Regions from separate parts of the Homo sapiens genome. Here all the other regions are linked to region 1. A link is a contact called in ENCODE Hi-C or POLR2A ChIA-PET data. All regions are on one chromosome and are shown on one strand. Each heading gives the region's core, a stretch centred on a gene start or an enhancer-like site at or near the end of the contact. The rest is flanking DNA. Distances are from core to core; before and after follow the strand shown.

Region 1 (3,565 bases), core at 1,066-3,565:
GTTTGCTTTGAAGATAGTAATGTGGGGCTGGGTGCGGTACCTCATGTAATCCCAGCACTTTGGGAGGCCGAGGCGGGTGGATCACCTGAGGTCAGGATTTGGAGACCAGCCTGGCCAACATGGTGAAACCGTGTCTCTTCTAAAAAAAAAAAATAAATAAAATACAATAATACAAAAATTAGCCGGGCATGGTGGCGCGCTCCTGTAATCCCAGCTACTTGGGAGGCTGAAGCAGGAGAACCACTTGAACCTGGCAAGCGGACTTTGTGGTGAGCCGAGATCGCTCCATTGCACTCCAGCCTGGGCAACAAGAGCCAAACTCTTTTCGTGTTTATATCCTCTTTCTTTAACTCTTACAGGGGCCCCTTTCCCAAGGCTCCGCCCAGCCCTGCAACCAGTCAGAGCATGTGCTCCCCTGAGGGCTGCACCCTGGCCTCCTCGAAAACTTGCCCTTGCCGGACCAGACAGTTGAGAAATGGCTAGAGGGACGAGACCTGAGTACCTGTCTCCATGTGTGCAGCTATACAAAATATGTAATTGCCGGGCGCGGTGGCTCAAGCCTGTAATCCCAGCACTTTGGGAGGCCCAGGCGGGGGATCATGAGGTCAGGAGATCGAGACCATCCTGACTAACACGGTGAAACCCCGTCTCTACTAAAAAATACAAAAAATTAGCTGGGCGTAGTGGGGGCGCCTGTAGTCCCAGCTCCTCGGGAGGCTGAGGCAGGAGAATGGCGTGAACCCGGGAGGCGGAGCTTGCAGTGAGCCGAGATCGCGCCACCGCACTCCAGCCTGGGCGGCAGAGCGAGACTCCCTCTCAAAAAAAAGAAAAAAAAAATGTAATTAGACGTCTGTAACACATGTAATAAAGCAAGTACAGCAAGATGACTTTAGGTGATGGGCATACGGGTGTTCACCAAACAATTCTTTCAACGTATGTGTGAAAAAAAGTTTAAAGTAATGTTGGATGCCAGCTAGGTCAGGACGAGATGGGGAGGGGGAGGGGGAAGGGAGGGGGAGGGGATGCGGAGGGGAAGGGAGGCGGAGGGAGAGGGGAGGGGAAGGGGAGGGGGAGGAGGAGGAAAGAAGAGCCTCCTAGAGCTCTTCGTGTCTTTTCCGTTGTGGGTTTTTCCTCCTGAAGGGCAATGAAGCCGAAGGAGCTTTCCCAAGATTCCAGTGATTTACAGGCGCTTTTCTGTTCAGTGGTTGGCAGGCAGGGCACGGCGGGGCATGCAAATTTAAAATGGCTGCTTCTCTCGGGAGTTATGGGAGCAAAAAAGGAAAGTGAATATCCTCCAAAATAGTAACAATATTACTTACGCAGGTGTTCAGATTTGGATAAAGATACACAATCTCAACGTAGGAGAGAGAGTTATTCAGGGTGCTATCTGTCACCCTGAGGTTAGGATGTGTGGGAGAAGGAGTACAGTGGCCGATCGTTAACATTTTCGTTTTGAAAACGGTGTTGATACAGTGGAAGGCTTGTGGTGTTGCTGGCCCTTGATCGCTGGAAGGATTCCGAGGTGTAGTTTTCGAAGCGGGAGTTTTGTTCGCATTGGGCGCTTAGCGTCTGTTACTGTCGCTAACGGGAGATTGTCAACGTGTTTGCATTGGGCCATTTGCATCAGTTGGGACCGTTGTTACTGACCTCCTAGGTTGTGTGTTGCGTTTACACGCTTAAATCCGGGTTTCACGGTCTCTTAGTACTCGCGTATTTAAGCTCATCGCGCGTACCTTACTTCTACGCGTTCACGTCGGTTCGTCCGGGCCTATCAGCGCCGCTGCTTTTAAATTGGCCGTGTGCGCTTTACGTTTGCACCTTTACGTCGGATCACTGGGGTCCATCAGCGCCGTAGTTTTTGAGCTGGCCGGGCGTGCTTTCGAGCGCTTAGTTGCTTTCGGTTTCACTTGGTTGCGGCGTGACGATCATTGAGTTAAAGGTTACTGCACTCACTTCAGTCGCCATCGGTCTCCGTAATCTGACTGCCCTTTGCTATTACTTGCTTCACTCACATACGATATGCGGACGGTCCTATTTAAGTTGAGCGCCCATACTTCACTATCCCAAGTGGGACTGCTTTTTCATTTACGTGTCTCTATCCGAGGCAGTATAAACATCTTTCCATTCAAGTTTACCGCATGTGTTTCACTATCGAGAGTCGGACTGCTTTTGGATTTACGTGGCTTTGTGGGATGCGGTATGAAGATCGTTGCATTCAAGTTTACCGCCTCTACTTCACTGCAGAATCTGACTGCCGTCAGATCTGTATGACAGATTGTTGCATTCGTTTTCTGCGGGTACGTCACTATCCAGTCTACTTTTTCCATTGACGTGGCTGAGTCATATGTAGTATGACTGTCAGAGACGTTGGAACCTGAAGCGACCCCATTTTGAGTGAGGGCTAGAAAAATGAGGCCGGGACTTACGGGCCTGCATTCTCAGAAGGATATTCCTAGCTTTCAGATACTTACGGTTAAGGGAACAAATTAATGTTTACTGAAGAGACCCGAGTGTCCAGATAGCTGGATATCTGGAGAACAAAGGCGTTCCTAATTTTGCTTTAAAGGTAGTAATAGGGATTCTTGCAAAATGTAATAATTAAAGTTAATTATCACAAACCCTTGTAACAGAACACCTCTCCCCATGTGTACAAGCATTGTACCTAGGGTGGATACGTTCCTTCTCTTAGTTTCAGGAACGCCCTTCTCTGTCTGTGGAGTAGCTGTTCTTTCACCACTTTACTTTCTTAATAAACTTGCTTTTATTTTGCACCGCGGACTTGCCCTGAGTTATTTCTTGCGCGAGACCCAAGAACCCTCTCTTTGGGTCTGGATCGGGGCCCTTTTCCTGTGACGTATTTCTGGCCACCACAGATGGGACTATAGTGCTTTGGGGAAGTGTTGGGGTCCTATAACATATTTCTGGCGAATGATGGAAGGGACGATACTGAAGAAACTCCCCCAACCCAAAGGAAGTAGACTGCAGCACTGCAGTAGTCAGTAGACTGACTTTGGGTAAGTGGTGGAGTGCCCGGGTAAAGAATGGGATTGGGTTAGAGGCCCAACTTAATGGAGTTAGAGTCTTTCCTAAAAGAGAGTGGGTTAGAGGCCCCTCTTAATAAAAGGCAAGGACACTTGACCGACCTCGGGTTAGAGGCCCGACCGAGGAGGGTTAGAGGCCCCTCCCAGTAAAGCCCCTCTCGGCTAAAAAACAGGTTTGACACCGCAGGCTATGCTCTTTGTATTAGTCTGCCTCGTCCTCCTTGTCTTGGTTGCTGTCTCCGTTTCAGTGTCATTTTCAGGAGACTTCATTTAACTGGTCTTAGGGATTTTAACTGATTCTTCTCCTATGTCCCTCCCGATTTCTGTCCGTTTGCTTGTGAAACACTGGGAACCAAAAGCATTGGAGGATCCGGCTCTAAAATTGCTGATTGAGATTTGATATTTAACAGCTATGAGCAGTAAGATTCGATAGATGTGGTTGTGTTTTGTTGCTGCTGTGCTGAGTGTGATTGAGAAGCACTAGGATGGAAATCAGGGGACTTTTCTCCTTGCTGTTTTGTTTG
Region 2 (4,646 bases), core at 2,147-4,646, 240 kb after region 1:
AAGGTCCCTAACCAAGATCTCTTTAACGGGGTCTCGAAAAAAGGAGAATGGGATGAGAAGGATATATGGGTAGTGTCATTTTTTAACTTGCAGATTTCATCCTAGTCTTCCAGTTATCGTTTCCTAGCACTCCATGTTCCCAAGATAGTGTCACCACCCCAAGGACTCTCTCTCATTTTCTTTGCCTGGGCCCTCTTTCTACTGAGGAGTCGTGGCCTTCCATCAGTAGAAGCCGGATGTTCTTGTGTCCGAAATTGGTGGGTTCTTGGTCTCACTGACTTCAAGAATGAAGTTGCGGACCCTCACGGTGAGTGGTACAGTTCTTAAAGATGATGTGTCCAGAGTTTGTTCCTTCTGATGTTCGGACGTGTTCAGAGTTACCTCCTTCTGGTGGATTCGTGGTCTCGCTGGCTTCAGGAGTGAAGCTGCAGACCTTTGCGGTGAGTGTTACAGCTCTTAAGGCGGCATGTCTGGAGTTTGTTCGTTCCTCCCGTCTGGAGTTGTTCATTCCTCCTGGTGGGTTCGTGGTCTCGCTGGCTTCAGGAGTGAAGCTGCAGACCTCTGCGGTCGGTGTTACCAGCAGATAAATGCTATGCGGACCCAAAGAGTGAGCAGCAGCAAGATTTATTGCAAAGAGCACAAGAACAAAGCTTCCACAGCGTGGAAGGAGACCAGAGCGGGTTGCTGCTGCTGGCTCAGGCAGCCTGCATTTTTTTTTTTTTTTTTTTTTTTTTTTGAGATGGAGTCTCCCTCTGTCACCCAGGCTGGAATGCAGTGGTGCAATCTGGGCTCACTGCAAGCTCCGCCTCCCGGGTTCACGCCATTCTCCTGCCTCAACCTCCCCAGTAGAGGGGATTACAGGCACCCACCACCGCACCCAGCTAATATTTTGTCTTTTTAGTAGAGTCGGGGTTTCACTGTGTTAGCCAGGATGGTCTCGATCTCTTGACCTCGTGATCCACCCCTCTAGGCCTCCCAAATTGCTGGGATTACAGGTGTGAGCCACTGGCACCCAGCGGGGCAGCCTGCTTTTATTCCCTTATCTGACCCCACCCACATCCTGTTGATTGGTCCATTTTACAGAGAGCTAATTGGTCCGTTTTGACAGGGTGCTGATTGGTGCATTTACAATCCCTGAGCTAGATATACACAGAGTGCTGATTGGTGCATTTACAATCCTCTAGCTAGACATAAAAATTCTCCAAGTCCCCACTACATTTGCTAGACACAGAGCACTGATTGGTGCGTTTACAAACCTTTAGCTAGACACAGAGTGCTGATTGGTGCATTTGCAAACCTTGAGCTAGACACAGAGCACTGATTGGTGCATTTACAATCCTTTAGCTAGACACAGAAGTTCTCCAAGTGCCCACCAGATTAGCTAGATACAGAGTGCTGATTGGTGCATCCCCAAACCCCAAGCTAGACACAGAGTGCTGACTGGTGCATATAAAATCCTCAGGCTAGACATAAAAGTTTTCCAAGTCCCCATCTGACTCAGGAGCCCAGCTGGCTTCACCTAGTGGATCCTGCGCAGGGCTGTGCCGGGCGCCTGCACTCCTCTCAGCCCTTGGGCAGTCGATGGGACCGGGCGCTGAGGAGCAGGGGGCGGTGCCCGTCGGGGAGGCTCAGGCCACGCTGGAGCTCACAGGGGTTGGGAGGGGGCTCGGGCATGGCGGGCTGCAGGTCCTGAGCCTTGCCCTGTGCAGGGCGGCTGGGGCCCGGTGAGAATTCAAGCGGGGTGCAGGCGGGCCGGCAGTGCTGGGGGACCCGGCGCACCCTCTGCAGCTGCTGGCCCGGGTGCTAGGCCCCTGACTGCCCGGGGCCGGGGGTGCGGGGCCCGCTGAGCCCGCGCCCACCTGGAACTCGCGCTGGCTGGCGAGCGCTGCGCGCAGCCCCAGTTCCCACACCCGCCTCTCCCTCCACACTTCCCCGCAAGCAGAGGGAGCCGGCTCTGGCTTCGGCCAGCCCAGAGAGGGGCCCCCACAGCGCAGTGGCGGGCTGAAGGGCTCCTCCAGCACGGCCAGAATGGACGCCAAGGCCGAGGAGGCGCCGAGAGCGAGCGAGGGCTGCTAGCACGTTGTCACCTCGCATTCTGAACCACAGACTCTCCAACTCTCCGGCGCTTTTCGCCCACTCGGTCCCTCAGAACACGAAGGGCTCTCTCATCCTGTCACTAAAACGATTAGCTGTCCGGAGACACGGAAAAAGTCGCCCCTCTTCTTTGCAGGATTCCTCCCTTGAACTTCTCCAAACCCTCTTAGTGTGACGTGACCCCACCCCTAGCTAACCCAGGCTGCTTCCTTACCAGCTTCCCGCCCCCTGGGGAGGCGGCAATGCAAAGACCGTCCGCTGCCAGCTCTGCCGCTATCTCTGTGGGGTGAATCTAACATGGCGGACAAAGACAGTAACTAGTCCCGTTTCTCCGCGTTTTCGCCAAGAAGATTGGCTCTTACCACTTGTCCCTCAAAACGACCACCCCATTGACTGGTGGCGATTGCGTCGACGGAGACGGGGCAAAAGCAAGCTGAACCCGAAAAATAACAAACACTGGGGCTGAGGGGTGGAACTACGAGTGCGCAGACATGGGCCAGAGCGCATTTCCCCTGCCCCAGGCAAATTCGGCGCTCACTGCGTCCCCGCAGGCCACTGACCTTACAAGACTACTTGCCCCAGACTCCTGGGGCTGGATGGGAATTGTAGTCTCCCTAAAGAGTTGTACGTATCTTTTTAAGGCCTAGTTTCTGCTTTCAAAATACGAAAACATAACACTCCAGTCCATAACTGTTGACAAGTACAAGCGCGCACAGGTCTCCAATCTATCCACTGGATTTCCGTGAGAATTGTGCCCGCTCTGGTATTGGATGTTCCTCTCCATAAGACTACAGTTTCTAAGGAACACTGTGGCGAAGACCTTTCATTCCGCAACGCATGCTGGAAATAATTATTTCCCTCCACCCCCCCAACAATCCTTATTACTTATATTTACCGAAACTGGAGACCTCCATTAGGGCGGAAAGAGTGGGGGATTGGGACCTCTTCTTACGACTGCTTTGGACAATAGGTAGCGATTCTGACCTTCGTACAGCAATTACTGTGATGCAATAAGCCGCAACTGGAAGAGTAGAGGCTAGAGGGCAGGCACTTTATGGCAAACTCAGGTAGAATTCTTCCTCTTCCGTCTCTTTCCTTTTACGTCATCCGGGGGCAGACTGGGTGGCCAATCCAGAGCCCCGAGAGACGCTTGGCTCTTTCTGTCCCTCCCATCCTCTGATTGTACCTTGATTTCGTATTCTGAGAGGCTGCTGCTTAGCGGTAGCCCCTTGGTTTCCGTGGCAACGGAAAAGCGCGGGAATTACAGATAAATTAAAACTGCGACTGCGCGGCGTGAGCTCGCTGAGACTTCCTGGACGGGGGACAGGCTGTGGGGTTTCTCAGATAACTGGGCCCCTGCGCTCAGGAGGCCTTCACCCTCTGCTCTGGGTAAAGGTAGTAGAGTCCCGGGAAAGGGACAGGGGGCCCAAGTGATGCTCTGGGGTACTGGCGTGGGAGAGTGGATTTCCGAAGCTGACAGATGGGTATTCTTTGACGGGGGGTAGGGGCGGAACCTGAGAGGCGTAAGGCGTTGTGAACCCTGGGGAGGGGGGCAGTTTGTAGGTCGCGAGGGAAGCGCTGAGGATCAGGAAGGGGGCACTGAGTGTCCGTGGGGGAATCCTCGTGATAGGAACTGGAATATGCCTTGAGGGGGACACTATGTCTTTAAAAACGTCGGCTGGTCATGAGGTCAGGAGTTCCAGACCAGCCTGACCAACGTGGTGAAACTCCGTCTCTACTAAAAATACAAAAATTAGCCGGGCGTGGTGCCGCTCCAGCTACTCAGGAGGCTGAGGCAGGAGAATCGCTAGAACCCGGGAGGCGGAGGTTGCAGTGAGCCGAGATCGCGCCATTGCACTCCAGCCTGGGCGACAGAGCGAGACTGTCTCAAAACAAAACAAAACAAAACAAAACAAAAAACACCGGCTGGTATGTATGAGAGGATGGGACCTTGTGGAAGAAGAGGTGCCAGGAATATGTCTGGGAAGGGGAGGAGACAGGATTTTGTGGGAGGGAGAACTTAAGAACTGGATCCATTTGCGCCATTGAGAAAGCGCAAGAGGGAAGTAGAGGAGCGTCAGTAGTAACAGATGCTGCCGGCAGGGATGTGCTTGAGGAGGATCCAGAGATGAGAGCAGGTCACTGGGAAAGGTTAGGGGCGGGGAGGCCTTGATTGGTGTTGGTTTGGTCGTTGTTGATTTTGGTTTTATGCAAGAAAAAGAAAACAACCAGAAACATTGGAGAAAGCTAAGGCTACCACCACCTACCCGGTCAGTCACTCCTCTGTAGCTTTCTCTTTCTTGGAGAAAGGAAAAGACCCAAGGGGTTGGCAGCAATATGTGAAAAAATTCAGAATTTATGTTGTCTAATTACAAAAAGCAACTTCTAGAATCTTTAAAAATAAAGGACGTTGTCATTAGTTCTTTGGTTTGTATTATTCTAAAACCTTCCAAATCTTAAATTTACTTTATTTTAAAATGATAAAATGAAGTTGTCATTTTATAAACCTTTTAAAAAGATATATATATATGTTTTTCTAATGTGTTAAAGTT
Region 3 (4,646 bases), core at 664-3,163, 190 kb before region 1:
ACATCAAAGCTGCCTTCCAGGAAGAGCCCTCTGTCCTCCTCTCCACTTCTCTTGGCCAGAACTCACACTTGTCTCTAAACTGGTTCCATCCAGCCCAAAGCTGGGATTTGCTTGGGCTTGTTTCTCCTTCCTTGGGCAGGGTTCCTGCTAAGCTCAATTAATTTGGTCTTTATTGTACCTATTCACTACACAAGCATTTCATGCCACCCTCATAAGCATGCTAACAGGCTGAGGAGGACTTTCAGAGGCAAATGAGCTCTGGAGAGCTCTCCATAGATAAGGATGTCTATACCATGAGGCAGGATGAAAAACATCCACACCAGAGATATAGTCAAGAATGTTGTATATGGCTAAAGGAACTGATTCAGGCTATCATGGAAGGCTTCCTGGAGGAGAGGGACAATAGACATGAGCCTTATAGAATATTACAGCACCTATAGAAAGGGAAGTTTACTTCCATTTGCACAAGCAGATCTCATGGAATGAGCCCTTATGAACACTAAACAGCAATTGTATGTTTTAGCCTTAGTTCTGGCCAGACAGGCCCAAAGAGCTTACATGTGTCATTTCCTTCTCTGAAACTCCACTGCCTCATCTGTAAAGTGGCGGGTGTTAGGTTAGATGAATTTGGGAAGCCACTCCTGCTGGCCTGGCATTTGAACATTCTTTTGTGTTTATCACAAACAGGCAGGATAAAAAATCAGGCTGTCCTCAAAGGAGTGCATAGGCTGGAGACATAGAGAATTGTCTCAGCAAAAAGGCCTTTGAGGATTCATGTCCTTTGTGCCCCCATGGCCACAGCCCAAGCACCCCAGGTCCCCTCAGATGTCTGTCTTGGACATAGCTGCTTGCCTGGAACCCAGCACTGTATCTGACACGATAAATGTTTATTGAAAGAAGTGGTGAATGGATGAGATGACAGAGACTATGACCAGCTTCTTAGCTAAAACTGAAACCCATCCTGCCTCCAGATCATCAGAACCTTTGGGGCTTTTGCTCCTTTTGCTGGCTCTCAGATAAGAGGGAAGATGGCTGAGAGGGAGCTACACTTTCGGAAATCATCTACCCTGGGGCTTCTGGTTTCTGCTGCAATCAGTAGAAAGTGGGTCACAAAACAGCTCTGCAGAGAACAGACCCTTGAGGAAAAGCCTGGATTCTGTGCCAGTTTACATTTATTGATCACCTACTGTGTATCAGTTGTCACATAGCTTAACTCATTTAATCATGGCTTCAGAGGGGTGTACAGGAGAGTGTGAGGGATTTGAGGCTGTAAACCCCAGAGGTGCTGACTAGCTGAGTGACCTCAGGAGAGTTACCATCCCTCTCTGAGTTTCATTTTTAATATCTGTAAGATACAAACGATCCATTTCGCCGGGTTATGGGAACGAAATGAGCACGTGGAAGCGGAGCGCTTCATAAATGCTAGTTATTATTGTTCCTCTGGGCACACAAGCCCGGTCGCCTCCCTCCTGGGCGCACACAGACATGTTCATACTCCCACGTACACGCAGATGCAGAGACGTGTGCAGACGCCAGCCGGAGGAGCACGCGGCGCATCAGACCCAAGACCGTGGCGAGACGGTGAAGAAGCCGCGGGGTCCTCGGCTTCTCTCTTTTTCTCTCGGTTCTTTATGAATGAACTCCAGCCGCGAGTTTTATTTTTTTATGAATGGGAGCCGGAGCACTGAATGAAGCCGGGAGCCAACCCCTACATTCTGATTGGCCCCCGCGGCTGGGAAACTCCGCCCCCCGGCCAGGCCGGACGACTCTCCGGATTGGCGGGCGTGCCCAGCCCTGGGGTTCCATTCACAAAAGTCAATGAAACAAAGGGAAACGGGGGGCGGTGTGGCGGGGCGGGGGGTGGAGAGCTGAGGCCGAGCGAAGGAAATGCACCAATCAGCTGCTCCCCCGGGCTCACAACTGTCTGCTGCGCCCGAAAAACAAGTCGGTGCGCTGGGGACCCGGGGCCGGGGCCGCCTTACTCCGGCCTAGCCCCGCGGCCCTCGGTGCGGGCTCCAGGGCATGCTCGGGACCCCCCGCGGCTCCAGCCCAGACGCCCCGGCCTCAGGTGAGGCTGCGGGAGGGAAAGGGAGGGAGAGTGTCTGTGATTCCCCGCCTCGCCTCCAATGCACACCACACTCACTCTCACCACCCGCCTCCGCAGATTCCAGGGCGGGGGTGGGAGGTGCTGGGATTCAGGGTTGGAGGGGGCGCGGGAGTTGTGGGCATGCGATGGTGTGCGCTTCGCCTGCTCCTCCGCGCGCGCGCGCGTACACACACACACACACACACACACACACACACACACACACACACACGTTCTTATGTAACCGAGCCCGGGTAAAGCAGGGCTGCAGAAAGCAGAAACGGCGAGCCCGGCTCCTGGGAGCAGGTGGGACCTCCTTTGGCCTTTGGCGGGAGGGGAGTGGTGGTGGCGCTCGGCCTGGCAGGCGGAAACCTCGCCATCGCCCCAGTGAGTCGGAGAAGTTTCGCCGTCGGACCCAGAGCCTTGGGACTGCCCCCTCCCCGCCCCCATCGCAGCCCTCCCTGGACGGTGTGCGAACGCAGCCCCCTCCCCCACCAGGTCTCGGCCCCCGCTTGGGGCCCCGGCCGTGCGGCCGGAGGGAGCGGCCGGATGGAGCGGAGGATGAAAGCCGGATACTTGGACCAGCAAGTGCCCTACACCTTCAGCAGCGTGAGCGCCGCGCCGGCCTCCACGCCCGCCCCGCCCCGCACCCAGCCCCTACTCTCACCACAGCCCCCCTCCCCGCAGTCCCAGCGGAGTCCTGGGCTGCCCCGCCCCTGAGTCACCCGAGGACCCCAACCTCGTCCCCCAGACTAAGCGCCTCAGGGTGACTCGCGGGCATTCTCCCCGCTTCTCGCAGAAATCGCCCGGAAATGGGAGCTTGCGCGAAGCGCTGATCGGCCCGCTGGGGAAGCTCATGGACCCGGGCTCCCTGCCGCCCCTCGACTCTGAAGGTAAAGAGCAAGAGAGACAAACCGCGACCCTCCTCCGCCACACACACACACACACACACACACACACACACACACACACGGCCGATTCTGGAACCCCCGCCTGTTTCCCCAAAAAACTCGCCCTCCAAGGGATTTTGGTCATTCTTCTCGGTCCCTACTCCCAAGGCAGGGGAGTCACCGGGTCTTGCTAGGGCCCCTTCTCTCTTACCGTCCCCTCCACCTCACCTCCAATTCCACTATTTACCCCTCAGATCTCTTCCAGGATCTAAGTCACTTCCAGGAGACGTGGCTCGCTGAAGGTGAGTAGTTTTGTGACCTTTTCTATTTTGGGAGGCTGGACAGGGGGACACTCCGTAGCCCCTGGTATTCCACCCTAAGCCCTACACTTCTCCTCTCCCTTCCCTGCCTCAAGGAGTTCTCCAAGGCCCTCTCCCCAGGTCCCTTGCCACTCTACTCACCCCAGCACCCAGCGTGGACACTTATATTGATATTTATTTTCTCTACCCTGAGCCAGGCTTGTGTAACTAGGCTTGAGGATGAATCAGACCATTGTGTGGGGTATTTGCTTATTTGAATGGAACTTGGCCCCAGGCCCATTTTCCTGGTTGAAATTTTCATTTGTAAAGTTTGTTTTGCAGAAGCCGCCAGGCCAAGGTGCATGTTGGGGTGTTGTTGGTGGGGGGTGGGGGGAGAAATTAATTTGTCACTCATCCTCCAGAGTTGCCCAAGCATTGATTCTTATCCCCTGGGTTTCTCTTCTTCCCAACCCCCAGCACCAAACAATTTACTGTCCAAGCCAAAAGAACAACAAAAGTTTAAATAATTCTTTTCGGCAGTCCTTTGGCACAGAGAGCCCAGGGCTCCCTCCCCAAATAGCCTTGATTGTAATTCTAATAGCAAGTGTTCCTCCCTCTTCCATCCCGCTTGAATACCTCTGCCTCCAGGCAAATTCCCCCCTTCCTGTGTGCTGGGGAGTTAGCTGTGAGCTGGCTGGGGTGGGGTCCGTGGCTGGGTCCGTGGCTGGGTCTGATGGGGAAGTGGTGTGTTCAGGAGGTTTCCTGGTTGGATTCTTCAGTGCGTTTTGGTGGGGCCTGAGGGTGTCGCTGGTGGGGCTGCAGGTGGGAGGGAAAATGGTGGTTTAGACAGTCTCTGAGAGGGAAGGGTTAACTACCCCCATCTTAGGGTTTATTTTAACACTATGAAAATGAAGAAGCCAAAACACTAGGAACTCCTTTTTTGAGGTCTTTTTGAGGTATTTTCCTTAGGATCTCCTCATCCCTCCACCCTGGGTATCTAATTTTTTTAAAGCTCAAATCCAACTACCCTGGAACTCTCCATAGAAGCTCGGAGTAAAAAGAAAATGACCCCTGACTAGATCCTTGGAGTGAGACTAGGTCTGTCTTGCCCACTATGATATTCTAAAAATATATATGTTGACAGAATGACTATTTAGCATAGAGCAAGCACTCAAGACATTTTGTGGAAATAATGGCTGAATGGCTGTGTGAGTGCTGGAGGGATCTGGAGGTTCTGAGGGTATTGTGTGCATCATCCCCGACCCTGCAAGTCCTGCATGCCCAGCTCCAATTTACAGGCAGAGCTTTGCCCCGTCTCCCCATCCTTCTTCTGAGGTTCTGGAGCTGGGCTAGAGCTGAAGAATGCAGAGG
Region 4 (4,646 bases), core at 1,457-3,956, 160 kb before region 1:
CCAACGGGATGTATGTGACCAAGCATATAACTACTGTTGGGGTAGATGAGAATTTTGCAGATGCCGTTTCTAATTAAGGCTACATTCAGTAATACATCCTCAGGCAAAATTATGAACAGAACACCTTTTTGTATAAAGAAGAAACAGTTTAAAGTGACAGTGGAGAAATTCAGGTTAAAAACAAACATTTAGAATTTTACTCAAAGCTTATCCACGGCCTCAGCCTGATTTTGTACAGACCGAAGGATGTGAAAGGCTGACCAGGGAATCTTCCCAAAAGCACAGGAAGTTGAGTCTGTCCCTTACCCGGCGGCCCAAGCGAGTGAGCAGGCCCTCGTCATCCAGGGCCCCCAGTGTGTACAGCTGCTCCATGGCTGTGATCAAAGTTTCCATAGGTGGGGCATCCATGAAATCAAAGGACAGCAGATCATTGATACCCATGGCCTAGAACAGAAAGGAAGAAGGCATGTGATAAGAGGGTCAGTCTAGCCAGTGTCAGCATGTGGGGAAGCTACTTGTTACTTTATTTCCCATTTCTTCAATTGCAATTAGGAAGCCACCGGTGAGACTGGCGGTAACTTCCAGGGCTGGGCCACATAAAACTCAGACTATTATAATAGAAAGCACATACTTGAGACAGAGTCTCACTCTGTCACCCAGGCTGGAGTGCAGTGGCCCAATCTCAGCTCACTGCAACCTCCACCTCCTACGTTCAAGCGATTCTTCTGCCTCAGCATCCCAAGTAGCTGGGATTATAGGCACCCGCCATCATGCCCAGCTAATTTTTGTATTTTCAGTAGAGATGGCGTTTTACCATGTTGGCTGGGCTGGTCTTGAACTCCTGACCTCAAGTGATCCGCCTGCCTCGGCCTCCCAAAGGAAAGCACATAATTTCTCAGGAAACTTTTTGAAAATATTCTCTCAGTTGGGCATGGTGGCTCACACCTGTAATCTCAGCAGTTTGGGAGGCCAAGGAGGGAGAATCGCTTGAGTCCGGGAGTTGAGACCAGCCTAGGCAACATGATAAAACGTCTTCCAAGAAAAAAAAAAACAAAAAACCCTAACACTCTCTCAAAATGACAATATGTACAACTCAACAGCAAAAGGACAAACAACTCAATTTAAAAAATAGGCACAGAGCTTGAATAGACATTTCTTCAAAGAAGATATACAAATGGCCAACAAGCACATAAAAAGATGCACAGATGCACAACATCAGTAGTAATTAGGGAAATGCAAATCAAAACTACAATGAAATATCACTTCATACCCACTAGGATGGCTATAATTTTTTTAAAAAACAGAAACTAACAAATGTCAGTGAGGACGGGAGGTATCAGAAACCTCATGCATTGCTGGTGGGAATGTAAGATGTTGCAGCCACTGTAGAAAAGTTTGGTGGTTCCTTAATAGGCTAAATACAGAATTAGCACATGACCCAGCAATTACACTTCTAGGTATATATCCAAAAGAACTGAAAGCAGACTCAAACAGATACCTGCACACTAATGTTCACAGCAGCATTATTGATAATAGCCAAAAGGTAGAAACAATCCAAATGTCCATCTGCTGATGAATGGATAAACAAAATGTGGTATATACATACAACAGAATACTATTCACCCTTAGAAAGGAATGAAATAAATGGATAAACCTTGAAAATAACATGAATAAATCTTGAAAACATTATTCTAAGAGAAACAGGTCAGATACAAAAGAATATTGTATGATTCCACTTAAATGAGGCTATCTAGAATAGACAAATTCAGAGAGGTAAAAAGTAGAAGAGTAGTTACCAAGGGATAGAGGAAGGGGGAAAGGGGAGTTACTGTTTAATGGGTACAGAGTTTCTGTTTGGGACAATGAAAAAGTTCTGGAAATGGATGTTGGTGATGGTTGTACAACATCTTGAATGTATTTAATGCCACTGAATTGTATACTTTAAAAAGCTTACAATAGTAAATGTTGTTATGTATTTTACAATAATAATAATAATAATATAGTCTACCAACTTGTCCTGTCTCTTGCATACATCATTTCTACTATATATCTATGAGGGATCTCATACCATGTTAGGTGGGAGGGATATAAAGATGGCCAGGATATGGCCCCTGCTTTCAGAGAGTTCACACTGGGTAAAAACTATGTTCACAAAACCACCACAGTGCAATCTACATGCCTGGCATGTAGCATGTGTTCAATACATTAGCTAATTCGATGAATAAAAGAAACGACTGAATGATGCACGATTCAAGTGTATATAAAGTGTGATGTGGTAGGACCTAAGCTTTCTATTTCTTTCTCATAAAGTGATTGTGACCATAAACACAGCAGGTGTTCAATAAATGTTTATTGTGTGAATAATAACTATGATGAATTATGTTAGCAATCATCAAGCACTGTGCCAAGTGCCTTTACCTACATTATCTCACTTATCTTTCCAACAAATACTATTAACAGCCCCTTTTTCAGAGCAGAACACAGAGCAGAGGGCAAAGTAAATAAACTTGCCCAAAGTCGCAGTTTGGAGCTGAAGTCCAAGCCACAGATGCCTCTCTGTTGGCACTTCAGAGACTGGAGTAGGTTTCTTTTTTCTTTCCAAAGCTCTGTTTTAGCCTCTTTGACAGGGAATAAATAATAAATGACAACAGAGCACTCTGCACCAGAAAGTACCAGGGCTCCAGGGTAGCATCAGTGTCGGGGGAAACGCCATCAGCTGGGAAATTACTCATACAGCTCCTCCTGCCAAAAGAGAATGAAGTCCTCACTGGGGACTGAGAGAGGAAGAACAATGATTCAGAATGAAAACCAAGCCCCTGAGAGCCAGTCTGAAATCTGTACTGACAGTTCCCTTGCAAAGTTTTTGAACAGGGGGTTTTCTCTCGTTCTAAAAGAACAGAATTGGATCTGAGCGCTAAAGTGGTTGAGGTTAGGTGTGTGTGTCCACAGTTTGGCATTGATTATATTTTTCTAATTTCCTTTTAGAAAATGCTCCTAACTAGAACCTTTTACAACCTAATATCCTGCTGGTTGTTATGGTAAGAAAAAATGTGTGTTCACAGCAGACATGCCAACTTAGCCCCAGACCTGCCGTGAGAGGCTGTTATCACAGCCATTTGCATTTCACTCAAAGGGACTGCTTTCATGAGGTTACTAAAGTATTTAACAAGGTTCATAAAACTGAAATTCATTTATGAAGGCCAGGATTGGACTGTTCCACCAACCCATTTTAACAAGACAGTGATTTCTACCTTGAGTGACAGCACTGTGCTTGCTAAGTTGGTTCTCTGGATTTCCGGCACGTTGGTGGTCAGCATTTCATCTCGGTAGGCACGTTCTGTGTACAACCTGTAACACTTCCCTGGGCCTGTTCTCCCAGCTCTGCCAGCTCGTTGCTTTGCCTGAGCCTAGAGGGGTGGGCATATAAAAGCAACATATCTGTTAAACACTGCTTAACAGCTTTACCCAGGATATCTGTTAAAAGGGGGACAATTAACAACTGGCAAAATCAGAAATGGGGTTGATTTCACTTCCTTTGGGACCATTTCCAAGACTACCAATGCTCTTATCTTCCCCTCTCCATACTCAGCACTTCGGGGAAGTTTGTTCGAGGGAGGCAATACAAGCAGGGTTAATGGAAGAAATATTATACAGATCTGAGACATATATCTTCAAAATAGTGTGGCGCAATATAAAAGAGAAAGCATAAAACAAGATGACAGAACACCATCCCCACAGTTATGACCAAAAATGTAAGTGAAATAAACATATTACGTCAATCATCCCAATGATGACTCTGCAGTCATTTTAAAAATTATGTTTGCAGGCCAAGCGTCGTGGCTTATGCCTATAATCCCAGCACTTTGGGAGGCCAAGGTGGGCAGATTGCATGAGCCCAGGAGTTCGAGATCAGCCAGGGCAATATGTTGAAACTTCATCTCTACAAAAAATACAAAAATTAGCTTGGTGTGGTGGCTCACGCCTGTAGTCCCAGTATTCAGGAGGCTCAGATGGGACGATCACCTGAGCCTGGGGAGGTCGAGGCTGGCTGCAGTAAGCCGTAATCACACCACTGCACTACAGCCTGGGCAACAACAAAGACTGATCCTGACTCAAAATAAAATAAAAAATAAAAATAAAAATCATGTTTGCAATGTTAAATGACAGAAGAAAATGTTCATTCGCATTAAATGCAAAATGCAAGTTACGAAACAATGTAAAATAATTTTAGTAAAAGTCTTTATATATCAACTACTAGAAGGAAATGACTAGGCGAAAAAAACCCTAAAATGTTAACAGTGGCTAACTCTGATAGTAGGCTTGCAGATGAGGTCTATTTTCTTTAGATTTTACCAAATATTGAACATGTATTATTCTAATAGGAAAATTAAATACTCAAAAAAATATACAAAACTGCATACTTACTTGACTACTAAAATTGCAACCATGAAAGAAATAAACATGAAAAAAGACTGGAATGAAAAACAGCAAAATAATAACAGTGGAGGTAGTAGGATGGTGGGTAAATTTTTTTCTTCTGTTTTTCAAAAATAATAAAACACTACTTCAAAAACACTGATTTTTTTTTAATTAAAAAAAATGTAGTTTAGCCATAGGTTGCTAGGAAACAATGAATAGCAATCTGA

What was found. A loop is a pair of places that touch in the nucleus more often than their neighbours do. ChIA-PET counts read pairs that join two places held with the same protein, here RNA polymerase II (POLR2A). Pooled maps may share reads with other maps.
Region 2: a map of CD4-positive, alpha-beta memory T cell shows a loop between it and region 1 (12-fold over the local background). The contact joins the promoter of BRCA1 here to the enhancer-like site in region 1. A Hi-C loop is called at or near these places in 2 of 168 maps with a recorded cell type or tissue (CD4-positive, alpha-beta memory T cell and naive thymus-derived CD4-positive, alpha-beta T cell), 4 of 37 single-sample maps with no recorded cell type and 14 of 50 pooled maps. POLR2A ChIA-PET finds 5 or more read pairs at or near these places in 24 of 52 experiments (A549, CD4-positive, alpha-beta T cell, CD4-positive, alpha-beta memory T cell and 19 more).
Region 3: a loop to region 1 is called in a pooled map, with 38 times the contacts of the local background. The contact joins the promoter of ETV4 here to the enhancer-like site in region 1. A Hi-C loop is called at or near these places in 1 of 37 single-sample maps with no recorded cell type and 7 of 50 pooled maps. POLR2A ChIA-PET finds 5 or more read pairs at or near these places in 20 of 52 experiments (A549, AG04450, CD4-positive, alpha-beta T cell and 14 more).
Region 4: a loop to region 1 is called in a pooled map, with 3 times the contacts of the local background. The contact joins two enhancer-like sites. A Hi-C loop is called at or near these places in 2 of 50 pooled maps. POLR2A ChIA-PET finds 5 or more read pairs at or near these places in 11 of 52 experiments (AG04450, Caco-2, H1 and 8 more).

Annotation. Positions count from the first base shown.
Region 1 is chr17:43,359,246-43,362,810 of GRCh38, reverse strand. No RefSeq gene overlaps it. Among named protein-coding and RNA genes, the nearest start is that of LINC00910, 28 kb to the left of the region's middle. RefSeq lists silencers at 988-1,087, 1,538-1,597 and enhancers at 1,848-2,027, 2,073-2,768. Within about 2 kb of position 2,315, at least 38 of the 41 ENCODE cell types and tissues checked have a DNase peak (open chromatin) inside an H3K27ac peak, as active enhancers do; they include CD4-positive, alpha-beta T cell, CD8-positive, alpha-beta T cell, IMR-90 and 3 more, where a contact is called at or near this core.
Region 2 is chr17:43,124,114-43,128,759 of GRCh38, reverse strand. It overlaps BRCA1 (BRCA1 DNA repair associated), which reads left to right and starts at 3,396. Exons shown (of 23, transcript NM_007294.4): 1 at 3,396-3,489; 2 at 4,645-4,646. It overlaps NBR2 (neighbor of BRCA1 lncRNA 2), which reads right to left and starts at 3,203. Exons shown (of 8, transcript NR_138145.1): 1 at 2,990-3,203. RefSeq lists enhancers at 1,204-2,017, 2,946-3,035, 3,165-3,189, 3,086-3,215, 3,322-3,344, silencers at 2,024-2,041, 4,065-4,100, cis regulatory regions at 2,066-2,095, 2,446-2,475, 3,152-3,160, 3,322-3,344 and promoters at 3,145-3,411, 1,655-3,411.
Region 3 is chr17:43,543,607-43,548,252 of GRCh38, reverse strand. ETV4 (ETS variant transcription factor 4) reads left to right here and starts at 1,913. Exons shown (of 13, transcript NM_001079675.5): 1 at 1,913-2,068; 2 at 2,585-2,695; 3 at 2,886-2,979; 4 at 3,231-3,278. The coding sequence starts at 2,636. It also overlaps a transcript of DHX8 not described here. RefSeq lists enhancers at 1,488-1,647, 1,769-2,546, 2,547-3,324 and silencers at 1,738-1,787, 1,808-1,947, 1,998-2,117, 2,568-2,617, 2,658-2,717.
Region 4 is chr17:43,515,928-43,520,573 of GRCh38, reverse strand. DHX8 (DEAH-box helicase 8) reads right to left here. Exons shown (of 23, transcript NM_004941.3): 18 at 3,252-3,407; 19 at 307-444. Among named protein-coding and RNA genes, the nearest start is that of ETV4, 28 kb to the left of the region's middle. Within about 2 kb of position 2,706, at least 3 of the 41 ENCODE cell types and tissues checked have a DNase peak (open chromatin) inside an H3K27ac peak, as active enhancers do.